Linked DNA regions of Homo sapiens: region 1 is linked to region 2. A link is a loop called in an ENCODE intact Hi-C map of the cell type or tissue named here. Cell type or tissue: Caco-2. All regions are shown on one strand. Region 1 overlaps LOC105369165 (a long non-coding RNA gene). Region 2 holds the start of LOC105369165 (a long non-coding RNA gene).

Evidence for each region. A loop is a pair of places that touch in the nucleus more often than their neighbours do. Peaks named below come from ENCODE experiments on the same cell type or tissue, not always from the same donor. Only the 100,000 strongest peaks of a DNase experiment are listed, where the experiment ranks them.
Region 1: it touches region 2 in a loop (7-fold over the local background); 19 of 110 quality-filtered maps call a loop at or near these places.

The regions. Positions count from the first base shown.
Region 1 is chr2:52,807,225-52,815,224 of GRCh38, reverse strand. LOC105369165 (a long non-coding RNA gene) reads left to right here. Exons shown (of 7, transcript NR_187748.1): 4 at 4,668-4,748. Among named protein-coding and RNA genes, the nearest start is that of MIR4431, 110 kb to the right of the region's middle. In Caco-2, CTCF peaks have their summits at 4,398 and 4,600 (motif pointing left); no DNase peak of the experiment used is centred here.
Region 2 is chr2:53,207,806-53,215,805 of GRCh38, reverse strand. LOC105369165 (a long non-coding RNA gene) reads left to right here and starts at 6,839. Exons shown (of 7, transcript NR_187748.1): 1 at 6,839-6,886. In Caco-2, no CTCF peak of the experiment used is centred here; no DNase peak of the experiment used is centred here.

The DNA.
Region 1 (8,000 bases), 400 kb after region 2:
CTTGGTTGCTACCTACTGTGTCCCCCTCCATTCTGGTGCTTGTACTTGCCATTGGGGGATGTGTAAGCAGGACTGCCTGGTCCAGACCTGCCCATCTTGCCCCACCCTGGGATGAGCAGAAACCTCAAACCACTGTGTACTCCATGGATAAGCCCATTACTTGATGCAACAGAGAGCTTCGTCCAGTAAGCAAGGATCAAGTATATGACCATCCATATTGGCTATAGCTGTCTCTTACCTATAAGTACCATCTACAGGCCTGTAGATCAAACCACACAGCCCAATATAGAACCTGCCAACAGAATTACACGGGGATATAGAAATAAAGTCAAAAAAACCCTACTCAACAATCTCTACAGTAACATCCCCTAGGGAGTGAGGAAAGTGAAAGAAAAAACAATTCTATCTTCATTAATATATGTACAAAATTAGGAATGCCACCATCTCCAGATGAGAATAAATCAGCACGAGAATCTGGCACCATGAAAAATCTGAATGTTGTGATGCCATCTAAGGATTACACTAGCCCTCCAGCAATGACTCCTAGGAATCAGCAGTGACTCCAGTGACTCCTACTTGAGCATGGTATATAATTCCTTCATATGTTGATGAATTCAGTTCACTTGTCTTTTGCTGTGATTTTTGCAACTATATTCTCAAGTATTGAGTTCCAAAATTGAATAAGTAATATAAATCCAAACAACAGAAAAGGCCCTGGACCAAATGGATTAACAGCTTAATTCTACCAGACATACAAAGAAGAGCTATTATCAGTTCTATTAAAACTTTTCTGAAAAAAAATCGAGGAGGACAAACTCCTTTCTAACTTATTCTATGAAGCCAGCATCACCTTAACACCGAAATTTGGCAAAGACAAACAAAGAAAACTACAGGCCAATATCCTTGATGAACATAGACACGAAAATTCTCAACAAAATATTAGCGAACCAAATCCTGCAACACATCAAAAAGTTCATTCACAACAATCAACTAGGCTTTATTTCTGGGATGCGAAGTTGGTTCAACATATGCAAATCAATAAATGTGATTCACCACACAAACAGAATTAAAAACAGAAACCATATGATCATCTCAATAGACACAGAAAAGGCTTTCAGTGAAATCCATCATCTCTTCATGATAAAAACCCTCAACAAATTAGGCTTCAAAGGAACATACTTCAAAATAATAAGAGCGATCTAGGACAAACCCACAGAAAACATCATACTGAATGGGCAAAAGCTAGAAGCATTCCCCTCAAGGACAGGAACAGGACAAGTATGCCCACTCCCACCAGTCCCGTTCAACACAGTACTGGATATCCTAGCAAGGGAAATCAGTCCAGAGAAAGAAATAAAAGTCATCCAAATAGGACAAAAGGAAGTCAAATTATCTCTCTTCACTAACAATATGACGCTTTACTCAGAAAACCCTAGAAACTCCAACAAAAAGATCCTAGAATTGATAAAAATTTTCCGTAAGTTTTTAAGGTACAAAAACCAATGTACAAAAATCCATAGCATTTCTGTATACCAAAAGGATTCAAGCTGAGAGCCAAAACAAGAATGGAATCACATTTTTAATAGCCATGGAAACAAAAACTAAAATATCTAGGAATACAGTTAACCAAGGAGGTGAAAGATCCTACAAGGAGTACTCTAACAATGCTAAAACAAATCAGATGACACAAACAAATGCAAAACCATTTAATGCTCATTGATTGGAAGAATCAATAACATTGAAATGGACATACTTTCCAAAGTAATCGACAGATTTAATGCTATTCCTATCAAACTACCAGTCTCATTTTTCACAGACTTAGAAAAAACCTTTTTTGAGACTCTGTCTCAAAAAACAAAAGACACAAATAGGTTCAAAATAAATAGAAAAAGACAGACCATACAAATAGCATAAAAAGAGTGCTTGAGATAGCTTCAGTAATATCCGATAAAATAGACTTTAAGACAAAAAATGTTACTAAATACAAAGATGGACATTTTATTACAATGAAAAGATCAACTTAAGAAGATATAAAATTTGTAAACATGTTTTTACCTAACAAAGAGTTCTTAAATATATGACAAAAAACGTAAAATTGAAGGGACAATAGACAATTCAGTAACTATAATTGGAAAATTATATATGCTACTTTCAATAATGGCTCAAACAACTAACTACTGAGAATATCAGCAAGAAATCAGAAGACATAAAAAGCACTGTAAACAAACTATATGTAAAACATATCTACAAATGATATTCTCAAAATGGCCGAATATAGAATTTTCTTGAGTTGCATGTGAAACATTCTCTAGAATAGGCCATCAAAAAAGGTTCAATATATCTATAGTAATTGAAACCATACAAAGTAATTATCTGATCGCGATGGATTAAAACTGAAAATAAGAGGAAAATTTAAAAAGCCACAAATATGTTAAATGTAAACAACATACTCCTAAATAACCAATGAGTCAAATAATAAATCACAGAGGAAAGTGGAAAATATTTTGAGACTTATAGAAGTAAAAGCAACCTATGGAAAACTATAGGATGCACCCAAAGCAGTACTCAAGGGAAATTTATAGCTCTAGACACCCAAAGAGAAGGTTTCAAATTAATAACTAACTTTCATTTTAAGAAATTTGAAATACCAAATTAAATTAAGCCCAAAGCGAACCTAAGGAAAGAAGTAACAAAGATTAGCACATAAATGAATTGAAGAGAAGAGCAAAAGACAATAGAGAAAAATCAATGAAATCAGAAGTTGTTTGCAAACAACCAAATCAAATTTTTAGCAAGATTGACCTAGAAAAATTAGACAATTCGCATTACTAAAATCAGGAATAAAAAAGGGACATTACTATTAGCTCTATAAAAATGAAAAGGATTCTAAAACTGCAAACCGCTGTATGCTAACAAATTAGGTAATGTCGATGAAATGGGCAAATTCTTGGAAAGACACAGACTATCAAAACCGAATGAAGAAGAGAGAGAAAAACTCAACAGGTTTATCAAGAGATTGAATTAGTAATAAGAAACTGCCAACAACATCGAAAACCCAGGACTGGATGATTTCACCAGTGAATCCTACCAAACATTTAAAGATCCAACAGAAAATAAAACTACAGATCAATATAACTTGAGAATATATTTGCAAAAATCACAGCAAAAGACAAATGAACTGAATTCATCGGCATATGAAGGAATTATACACCATGATCAAGTGGGATTTTTCCTAGGAATCCCAGATTTTTTCAACATATACAAATTAATTAATTTGACACATCATATTAAGAGAGAGGAGGGGAAGGGCACATGACCTGGCTAATTGAAAAAATGCATTTGACAAAATACAACACCTCTATTTTTTTTTTAGTTAAAAAAACACTTAACAAACTAGAAATTATAGAAACTTCCTCAACCTTGTCAAAAATGTAGAGAAATTGTAATCCTCATACATGGCGTTATGTATAAATGTAAAATGGCACAGCCATGTGGAAATCAGTTTGGTCTTTCCTTTAAATGTTAAACATTGAGTTACCATATAAGCCAGCAATTATACTTCTAGGTATATAACCAAGAGAATTAAAAATACACATTCACACAAAAACTTGTACCTGAATCTTTGTAGTCTTATTTGTAACAGTCAAATAGCAGACACAACTCAAATGTTCATCAACTGATGATAAAACACTATGTGGTATATTCACAGAATAGAATATTACTCAGCCACACACAAAAAGAAAGTACTACCACATGCTAAAACGTGGATGTACCTTGAAAACTATGCTATGTGAAAGGAGGCACAAAAGGCTACCTATTGTCTGAGTTGACTTATATGAAACCTTCAGAATAGGCATAGAGAAAGAAATCCACAGATAAAAAGTAGATTAATGGTTGCAAGGTGTTGGTAGGTGAAACAATGGGGTGTGGCTGCTTAACATGTGTAGGATTTCTTTTTGGACTGTGAAAGTGTTTTGGAATTAGATGTTTGTCATTGTCGCAAAATCTTGTGAATATACTAAAGAACTATTGAATTGTACCCTTTAAGTTGGTCTTGATGAATGTATGTGATTTATATCTGAATACATATTTTTAAAGTATTATTAATTATGACACGTGATTGGATTTGGTAGTAAGAAAAGAAGAGGGAGAATTCTAAAGAGTAAAGAAGTGGCACATATAGAGTAGGCTTTAGCTCTGGGGTTAGATCTGGTGACCAAGGAAGGAACAGAATGTTAAAGCTCTCCCCCATCCCGGGCTCAGATCCAGACCTGTCTGGAGAGGGAACAACTATGGATAAAGGATGGTAGATAAGTTACTGAGATGTTGTAGCAGGACTTTTGTAAATTCTGCTCTTTGGGACATCAAGGAAAATTGCCTACTGGGAGTTTCGGTTTTTATAACTTGCTGTAAGGCCTCCCAACAGTCTCTCAGAGAAGCGTTCATAGGAATGTGCCTCGTCTCCAAGGGTGTCTGGGAAAGAGCTACTGACTGCTGAGCTCTGAAACAGCCACCTGAACTGCAGGAACTTAGCAAGAGGAACAGCTCAGATCCAAGAAGAGAAACCCTTTCTTTTTGTACTGTTTATCTACTGCCCTCTAATGACAGCACTTAACAACGTGACAGTTGACCAAGGATATTTACAGGGTCCATCTCTGTTATTGCAGATCTGGCAATGAAGAATGGACTTGGAAGTGGTAGACAATACAATTGATAACTGGAAGAACAGATAACAGAACAGCATACAGGTTGACTTTCCTTGGAATATGTGAATCCTTGAGCAAGAACTTCCTTAAAAGGGGGTTTGGGCAGACAGACATTGATGTGACTTACTTTATACAGATTTCATGCAGTCAAAAATGAGAACTCTTTTTAAGGCTTTGAGGAAGCACATTCAGTTTGCTTGTACTTTATTGTGCCATTGTATAAAGTGTCCCGTATTCTCAGGAGTTTGTGGGCTAAATATGCTTTATATTCAGTAGCTAGGTAATTTGGAACATTGGCTTCATTCAAGTAGCTTAAGTCATCAGTTGCCCAGCTATTGTTTTCTTAATATAGTTATTATAAACCAATTCATATGTAATTCATAGAATCAAATGTTTTTGATTCTGCTTCCCTTTATTTCACTTACACCTGTTTAATTAAACAGTCTCATTGTGGTTATCTCCTGGGCCCTGCTTCAGGGAGGATCTTCTACATATGCAGTTTTTTACAGAAACATGGTTGGCATTGTACATTAATTATCTTATGCCTAATAATGAAATTAATGACAGTAAATACCATCTAACATTCCTATGGTGTTCAACGTTTGCCAGCCATTTTCATGTACATTACTCCATTAGTAAGACCAGAATGAAAATATAATTTTAATTGTATTAAAAACTTATTTTGAGTTCCTTTTTTGCCACATATTCATTTTTTAAAGTTGTTCAAATAGTTTATTCAATAATTCTCATTTTTATCAGGTGTGGAATAGTTATAATAATACCTGCCTACATATAATACAAGGATAAATAGGATTCTAAAGTGTTTTACAAATATGGGTTACTATGGTTGTCATTATTCCAATAGAGAATATTTTACAAAGTGAAAATGGAAGTATTTCTATGTAAGTCTGATACGGTTAGACTTGGTGTCCCCACCCAAATTTCATCTTGAATTGTCCCCATAATCCCCACGTGTCAAGGGAGAGACCAGGTGGAGCTAAACTGATATGTCCTCCTCCCAGCAATGAATGAGAGATATCTATCCCCACAGCATCAATAATACTTAATATTATCAAAATTTCCAATTGGTCACAATCTGACGGGTGAAAAAATCTATCTTATCTCTTGTTTGTTTTCCCTGATTACTAATAAGTCTGCCTACATTTTTTTTTTTTTTTTTTTTTTTTTGAGACGGAGTCTTGCTCTGTCTCCCAGGCTGGAGTGCAATGGCGCGATCTCAGCTCACTGCAAGCTCCGCCTCCCGGGTTCACGCCATTCTCCTGCCTCAGCCTCCCAAGTACCTGGGACTACAGGCGCCTGCCACCACACCCGGCTAATTTTTTGTATTTTCAGTAGAGACAGGGTTTCATCACCGCGTTAGCCAGGACGGTCTCGATCTCCTGACCTCATAATCCGCCCGCCTCAGACTCCCAAAGTGCTGGGATTACAGGCGTGAGCCACCGCGCCCGGCCAAGTCTGCCTACTTTTCATGTGTTTCTTCTTCTGTAAATTTCCTGTTGATAATGTTTGTTAATTTTCTATGGGAAAAATTTACTTTTTCCTAAAAACTGCAAGGATTCTTATGTCCTATATTACTACACAAGAAAACTCTGACCATAGTAAGCATTGTAATAAGGAAAATTGTATAAGCAGAAGAAGCTGTAGCCATAGAGTTCCAGTCCAATTATTTTGCTTTTAAATTTGAGGAAATTAAGGCTAAAAGAAGGAAGATGGGTTCCTACATGACACAAGATGAGTTGAGGGTCAGTGTCTGGTATAGAAGCTGGATTTCTGAATGCTTGTCCAGCAAATTGTGCAGAAAATTTTGATTCAGAATTAGGTATAAACTTATTTCTAGATTACATTTAGTAGCCTAATATCAAAGCAATGAAAGGATTGCCACACAAAAATTTTAAATTTGCAAAATTACCTGATTTGGAAGGCAGGGCATGTAAAATATTTCCTGACATTAAAATAAACTACAAAAGAGATAAAGATCAAATGACTTTACAGAGTCTGTTTCTAATGGTTCGAAGTACTTAATCAAGTTCCAACCTGATGTCTTATCCATTTAAATGGCCATTTTTTTTCTATTATTTTAAAAGCAGAGAAAGGTAAATTAAAAGAGACTGTAGGGCTATCTAAATTTTCTCATACTTCATAGAGGTTAAAATAACCCTTAACCTAGAAGGATAAAGCACTGAATTAAAAGTAGTTTATACAAAGGACAAATATTCTCTACAGACCCCAATTTCTTTTGAAAGTTGCCGACTTACCTAAAATTTCTTCCTAGCAGCATTGTTTATCTATACTTTAAAATAACTTTCGGTAGAGAATAGAAAGTTGCTTAATATCCTTATCATTAGCTTGTGCCATAAGTTGCACATTGTTTTTGTCTCTTTTATTAAATTTAAAAGTTAGCTTTAAGTTAAGGTAGTTGTAAAACTAAAAGGCAATCAAGTAAATTAATGCATCCCATGATGCATTCATTCTAATGAATCAAGTTCTAATTGTCAAGTTACTATATAGTTTCCATGCAGAATAAATTAGAGAACATATAGCCATCCTCTTAAATCACTTCAAGGACTCACATAGTGTCTTTAGTAGAGATATTTTGACATTTCAGGACCATTATCAATATTGGATAATGATGACAATGAAAACAATAGTGCTTGTTTTTGAGGGTTATCAATGTGCATAACACTTGTGCATGGCACTGAAAACTTACAACAATCAGTAAACTTCATACTGTCTTTAGTACTGTCCTATAGCTGAGAAAGCCAAAACTTAGAATAGAAAATCAACTTGCTCACGGTTGCACAGCAAATAAAGCTAAAAAATAGAAAAGGATTCTCAGTCACTCCTTTGAATTCTGTAACTTATCTGATTCAGTATTTTTAATATCAAATATCAAAATATTTATTTGGTGTTCCCTACTTCACAGATTTCCTCACTCCTCTCCTTTTCCCCAATCTTCCATGACAAAGACACAGTTAGTGAGAATGCATATTAAACAAGTTAAACCCTTTATATTTAACAAACTAATCTCTTCCATAAAGACATACTATAGAAAATAAATGCCTTACCTGATAGTAAATTGAAACGAAATTTTCAAGTATTGATAAAGAGTCATTAGACTGTCATAAAGATATAGTGCACCCTGATGGGATGTTGGTATAAATTGGTAAGATTATATTGAAAAAAAAAAACTACTGAATGATAATTTCCTTGGTAAAGATTGTTTTTAGCTCTAAATAATGGAAAACACTATGGCTTAAACATATAGGAATTTTT
Region 2 (8,000 bases):
AGAAGAGACTGGGGGCCAATATTCAACATTCTTAAAGAAAAGAATTTTCAACCCAGTATTTCATATCCAGCCAAACTAAGCTTCATAAGTGAAGGAGAAATAAAATCCTTTCCAGACAAGCAAATGCTGAGGGATGTCATCACCACCAGGCCTGCCTTGCAAGAGCTACTGCAAGAAGCACTAAATATGGAAAGGAAAAACTGGTACCAGCCACTGCAAAAAACAGACTGGAATATAAAGACCAGTGACACTGTGAAGAAACTTCATCAACTAACATGCAAAATAACCAGCTAGCATCATGATGAGAGGATCAAATTCACACATAACAATATTAACCTTAAATGTAAATAGGCTAAATGCCCCAATTAAAAGACACAGACTGGCAAATCGGATAGAGTCAAGACCCACTGGTGTGCTGTATTCAAGAGACCCATCTCACGTGCAAAGATATAGGCTCAAAGGGATGGAAGAAAATTTACCAAGAAAATGGAAAGCAAAAAAAAGCAGGGGTTGCAATCCTAGTCTCTGATAAAACAGACTTTAAACCAACAAAGATAAAAAAAGACAAAGAAGAGCGTTACACAATGGTAAAGGGATCGATTCAACAAGAACTAACTATCCTAAATAGATATGCACCCAATACAGGAGCACTCAGATTCATAAAACAAGTTCTTAGAGACCTACAAAGAGACTTAGACTCCCACACAATAGTAGTGGGACTCCCACACAGTAGTAGTGGGAGACTTTAATACCCCATTGTCAATATTAGACAGATCAATGAGAGAGAAAATTAACAAGGATATTCAGAACTTGAACTCAGCTCTGGATCAAGTATACCTAATAGATACCTACAAAACTCCCCACCCCAAAACACAAAATATATATTCTTCTCAGTGCCACATGGCACTTATTCTAAAATTGACCACATAATTGGAAGTAAAACACTCTTCATCAAATACAAAAGAACGGAAATCATAACAAACAGTCTCTCAGATCACAGTGCAATCAAATTAGAACTCAGGATTAAGAAGCTCAGTCAAAACCACACAACTACGTGGAAAATTGAACAATCTGCTCCTAAATGACTTCTGGGTAAATAATGAAATTAAGGCAGAAATCAAGAAGTTCTTTCAAACCAATGAGAACAAAGACACAATGTACCAGAATCTCTGGGATGCAGCTAAAGCAGTGTTAAGAGGGAAGTATATAGCACTGATGCCCACATCAGAAAGCTAGAAAGATCTAAAATTGACACCCTAACATCACAATTAAAAGAACGAGAGAAGCAAGAGCAAACAAATCTGAAAGCTAGCAGAATACAAGAAATAACTAAGATCAGAGCAGAGCTGAAGGAGATAGAGACACAAAACCTCTTCAAAAAATCAGTGAATCCAGGAGCTGTTTGTTTGAAAAAATTAACAAAATAGACCACTAGCTAAGAAGAAAAGAGAGAAGAATCAAATAGACACAATAAAAAATGATAAAGTGGACACTTCTCAAAAGAAGACATTTATGTAGTCAACAAACATGAGAAAAATCTCAACATCACTGATCATTAGAGAAATGCAAATCAAAACCACAATGAGATACCGTCTCACACCAGTCAGAATGGTGATTATCAAAAAGTCAAGAAACAATAGATGCTGGTGAGACTGTGGAGAAATAGGAACACATTAACACTGTTGGTGGGAATGTAAATTAGTTCAACCATTGTGGAAGACAGTGTGGCGATTCCTCAGGGGTCTAGAACCAGAAATACCATTTGATCCAGCAATCCCATTACTGGGTATATACCCAAAGGAATATAAATCATTCTACTATAAAGATACATGCACACGTATGTTTATTGTAGCACTATTTACAATGGCAAAGACATGGAACCAACCCAAATTCCCATCAATGATAGACTGGGTAAAGAAAATGTGGTACAGATATGCCATGGAATACTATGCAGCCATGAAAAGGAATGAGATCATGTCCTTTGCAGGGACATGGACGAAACTGGATGCCATCATCCTCAGTGAACTAACACAGGAACAGAAAACCATACACCATGTGTTCTCACTCATAAGTGTGAGTTGAACAATGAGAATACATGGACACAGGGAGGGGAACAACAGACCCTGTGGCCTCTTGGGGGGTGCAAGGGGAAGGAGTGCATCAGGACAAATAGGTAATGCATGCGGGGCTTAAAACCTAGGTGACAGGTTGATAGGTACAGCAAACCAACATGGCACACACATACCTATATAGCAAACTTGCATGTTGTGCTCGTGCACCACAGAACTTCAAGTAAAATAAAAATTTTAAAATTGTTTGCCACCATTGAAAATGACTATTAAGTCAACTTACCCTAAAAATTGGCAGTCGAAGAGAAAGAATTATACATGTAGTCTGCTTGTTAGTGGGAAAAATAGTTCTGGCAAACCAAATAGCCCAATTCATGAGGGAAAGTTTTCTCTACATATGAATGTTAGCTAATAAATACAGAGGAATGGTAGAATTTTAAAAATACACACAAATAAAATCTAATTATTTATATGTATTTGTGCCTGTGTATATTTCCTATTGTTAGAAAAATATAGGAAATATATAAATATATATAAAATTTCCTTTATATTCCTACATATAGGAAATTCATATATGTATAGTAAATATATATAATTCCTTCATATATAATCCTTTCGTATATAGTTACTGCAAGAAAGAAGTCTTTTATTTAACAGTCATTTAAGGACTTAATATGTGTGTTTCATAAATGCTGAATGTTTAATATTTGTATTATTTTTTCAAGCTAGATCATTTTAAGTAAGAGTTATGAATGCCATTAAATCATAATTCAGAACTGGAAGGACCCAAAGAAGTCATTTGGTTGACTCCCTTCTCTGTGTGCCATCTCATTTTATAAATAGGAATCACTTCATACACATTTATAACATGAATGCTTTTTGGCCCATCAGTAGCTAAGGAAGGAAAAATTCACAAACATCTAAAAAGCTAAACAATTATTCTAATATATGAAAGTTCAGCTTATGTTGCAAAATATCTGGCACTTCTTTCAGTTATTTGTTTTTAAGCTTCAGAAAATTAAGACACACAGATGGCCAATATGGATCATTATGAATTTTGTCTTTTTCTTTCTTTCTTTTTTTTTCTGAATTGATGTTTCCTCTAGGTTAATGTCAGACTTGCTCTGAGTAGCTGAGGCAGTAGTTCGGAGACCAGGGCATAAAAGTGCCCTCTCCACTCAATAACCAGCAAACTAATTTGATGTTTCTATTGACTTGAATCTTTCTGCTTTCTATCTTGAACCTATGAGCGTGTGACCTCTTCTGCAGAGATCTGTGGCTTCTGGGCATTTTGTAAAGTGCCGAAATTGCCTAGAAAACTACTCTCTGTGCTTTGCAAAATAATGGAAAGAGTATTTCCTATCTGCTTCTTGCAGCAATCCCCCAATAATAAATTCAAAATGTGTTTTAATTTTATTTCAGTTTAGTTTTGGAGAACCATCTTCAGGTATTTAGGTTTTTAACTATTATTCCTTATCTGTCATTAAAAAAAATTCACTTTTTTCTCCGCTGTAATTTCTTTCCCACTCTACTTCCTAACAAACAGCTCCTTATTTTCCTGTATTACTCTATTTTTTTTTAAACAAAATGGAAATACAAAAGATAATATTTGGCCAGCATCTCAATCTTGAAACTCTATCCATTTCCTAATGTGTTTAGCAACCAGGCAATTAAGAAACAGGCCTTGTCTTTAATCATCTCAGAAAATTAGAGAGATTTTTCTCATGGTTAAATTGCATTTCTGAAAACAATTGAGACAGCTTTTTTGGTAATTTTGCAAAACTTGTTTTTCCTTGAGCTTTTGTGTATACATTAATCATTTAATAATTAAAAAATTTCAATTTTCCCTTTTTCCTTCTCTTTTCTTAACCTTTATTGTCCTTTTGAAATGTTGTCAGGGCTAACATGAGCTCTTTTGGTGTATAGCCAAGTATACTTCTGTTTTAGCTATTTAAATAACAACACATGCTTCTAAGTTTCTGGAGTAATTTAGTAGTTTTTTCCTTGATTCTCACAGCAGCAGGCTTTACCTGGAAGCCTTGAACCACTTTCTGGTTATATTTATTTCCCCAGGTCCTGGGTCTTTACAGACAGCAAGAAGTCTAAAATGGCTTAGAGAAGTAATAACCTTTGTCCTGGGATTTGCACACATGTTTGCAAGGACATTTATTTCTGATTCCCTGACTGACCTCTGAGACCTCAGAACTTACCAATTTGAATCAATTGGCTCTGTTGGATGTCTTACCTAACTGAACTCCCTGCCCAAACCCCTTCTGCTACCCCTATCCTTGTACTTCCTATGTTTGTTTTTGCTAAGCCAGCACAGTATGTTCATTTCTGTATCCTCTAACATAAGATCTCACCTAGACTGGGGACTTGGTAAATGTTCCTGAATGATAGCATTGGCTGCAGAACACAGTGAGTTGCTATTGAGGTGAGTTGGAAAGGCTAGGTTGTTGAGATTTTGTAAAGAATCCTAATGTGAGAAGCCAAAAAGGGTGAAGTGGGTACCCGTGATATTTTCCTGTATGTTTCGTCTCTTCTTCCTCTTCTGTATTTACTTACATTGAGCTTAAGTGAGTGTTGGTCAGTGTAGGACTGGAAATAGATCATTCCTCTGAATCACACTCTTATTGACTATCCAATCTTTCCAGTTTCTATCCTTTATTCTCCTTTCTCAATGATATGAATCCTAAATGTGGAGGAGACTCTTATTCCCCTCACTTTAAAGATCTAGGAAAATATCTACTGATCCTGGGATAGAAGGAGAAATTTGGGTTATGAGAAGTACAAAGCACAATGAAGACGTATGAAATATTCAAATAAATCTAAGCTGCTTTGGTGGGATAAAATGATTTAGTGGGATCAAGAGATAATAAACATAGGTTGTGCCTTCAGTCAGCAGGACTGATAGGGAAGCAATGAGAGAGGTAAGGGAAATGAGCTGTAGATTGAGATGCCTCAGTACACTCAGTTCCTGACTACCAGCATCTGCTCCGTTGTAAGAGTGCCTTTGGGAAAGCCACAAGGGGGCTTTCTCCAATACTCGAGTCACCAGTTGCCTTAGAAATAAGCTTTTGTTCCTGTTCTGCTATTGTCACAGGCTTCTTTATAAAAACATATATGCACTTTGTTGACTGGTCAGATGATGGACATAACTCTGCCCTTCTGTAACAAATGAGCATCCCTCTGCAAGATTCTTTCAGGAGCCAGGAACTGTCTTTCTCTTTATACTTTCGACTTAAATGCATCATATGAATTCATGTAGCTGCTTTAAGATAGAGACTTGTTTTATTTTTCTTCTTTTCTTTTCTGCACCTTATCTTGTGCTAGCCTTAGTCTGGGAGAATGAAAACCCTAGGGGCATTTGGGAGCTTCTGCAGCCCAGACAGCAGGGCCCTGAAGAGCTCTCTCGTTTCCATGTTTTCATGTCCTTTCAAAATGTCAGTTAGCACCTTTAAAATAAAGTCTGCCATCAAAGACACACACTCTTTTCCTGCCTGTCTGGTGTGCCAAAGATAGACATTACTCTGTCTGCTTCAGTTCTCAGCTTTCTGTCATGTTTGGCAAAAACTTAATTGCCTCTCCTTTCAGAACAACTTTTATTTGTTTTCTTAGACTCAACATCTCCTCTAACGGAGCCCCTTTTTCTTTTTTTTTCTTTCTTTTTTTTTTTTTGCAGCAGGGGAATGTAGACAGCTTTTGTTTCTGCTGCTTCATGATTAGCTTCCCAATGTCCTTTAAAATAAAATTTTGTGCCCAGAAAAGATGCCACAGGACCCAGGCAGTATTCGTTTATTCAAGGGTGACAGTTCACAGAGGGAGCCAGGTTTACTCAGGTTTAACTTGGGGGTGTGTCTCCATTGTAGACAGCAGCATTTCTTTACTGCCATCTAGTACATGATGTCATATGCTACCTTGGCAAATTGAACTAAATATTAATAATAATACTCCCTCTCACTGGGCTTCTTTCATCCCAAACTTACGTTCCTTCTCTTTAGAAGGTTCTTGCCCTGCCTCCGGATGATTTTGTAGTAACCCTTCTAAACCTGGCTCAAATGTCATGTGGAATTAATATTGCTTTCCTCTCTTTTGCCTTAGCACTTCTCACATATATTGAGTATAGTACTGCAGTGTAATAGAGCATGGTAGTATGACTAATTGTACATGTGCCTTACAGCTTAGCATTCCCATTCTCTTCACCCAAGACTCTGAGATGCTTAAGGTTAGGGATGGTGTCTCTGACCTTATTCATTCTCAAATACTGAACATGTATACCAGGGTTTGACATATAGTGGTCACTTAAAAGACATTTATTAAATGAATGAGGAAAGGCGACTGGGATTTTTGCACATAGGTCTCACAGTTCATGCTGCCCTCAAATATTACACTATTAGATGCAAGTATTTACACAGGACCAAAGGTTGAAGGAAAAAGAAAAGTGTTGAGAGAGTAAGGAAAGGGTGACTAGCTGTCTGCTTTGGAGTTCAGTGTAAGGAGTTATATAATATCTTGAGATTCACAAAAAAGAGAATGCTAAGGTTTTACAGCTGAGGACACAGGAGAAAATGTATTTGGAGCGTAACATGATACACCTATGTGAACAAGTAAATATTCTGAGAAGGTAATAAGAGTGCAGGCTTTTCTGGTGAAAGGTTTAGAAGCAGGGGCGAAGACACTGCCACTGGTCTATAAATAGAAAGGAGGTGTGAATGAGAGTGTAGAAAGCCACTCGGGGGAAATAAAAAACATCTGGAGAAGCAGCAACTAGCACTGGGACTATCTGAAGTCTCTGGAAGAAGCTGCAGGAAATCCAGGTGAGAGATGAACTGTGCATAGACCTTGTTGTTAACACTCTCCTGGAAAAAAGAAGAAGATCATTTCTGAGTTGGTGACACGGGCATGTCTCTCTCACCATTATCCGATGACACCGTGTATTTTGTCAGGAGAAGCTTTTTCAGGGGAAAGCAGGTGGCTTGAGTTTTAATTCCTCTTTTCTCACACATTATCTCTATGACCTGGGGGAAGGCACTAACCCCCCCTGGGTCTCAGGTGATTTATCTATAATATGGTAATAATGGCGTTTTATCCGCCTGAAGGTGAAGGATTGTGCTGAATGATTTATTGAGCTCTTTAGCTACTGTAAAATCTATTCTATTTCCCTGGAAACTTTACATTGTGTCAGCTGATGTGGATTTTCTTAAACGTCTATGTTTATTTTATTGTCAAGGTTCATGATAGATAGTTGTCACATAGGCCAGATAGGCCCTGTGACTGTAAGCATGCCCACCTTGGAAAAGACTTTTTGTTTGTAGTATTGAAAATCTGCATTTAAGCCAGATAGGCTTTATATTTTAATAAGAGGGTCAAATGTTAAAAGTAGATTTTTCCGTAAGATCTGAGTTGTATAGGGCTGAATGATACTTGAATATTATGTAGCAATGGAATTGTCAGACAAGTAAAATTTTCTTTAAGAGGTCTTGGCACTGATGAGCTTGTCAAAGAAAGGTCTAGATTTCTGAAGAATTAGAGCTTCTAGAAGGTTAAATAAAACGTTTAAAAAACAACTTTATTTTTTCAGCAGAAAAAAATTCCGTTTAATAAGGTAAATAATCCTTTCCATTTCCATCCTCTGAGCAATGAATAAACACAACCATGCTGTTTAAAAAAATATATATATATTTCTAATTATAAAATAGTGTACATACTTATTGTAAGAAAAATGAAAATAAAAGCCTAAAGAAGAATAATTAATGTCACTCTCCAGCAATAATCGTTGTGAATATTAACATCTCTCTTTCAATATATCTAGCTATATCTATTTTTTTCTCTCTGTCTTGTGTGTGCATGTGTATGGGATCACACACATATATAATATGTCTGCACACACGTATACATATATGAGTATGTGTATCATTTTATAACTTGCTT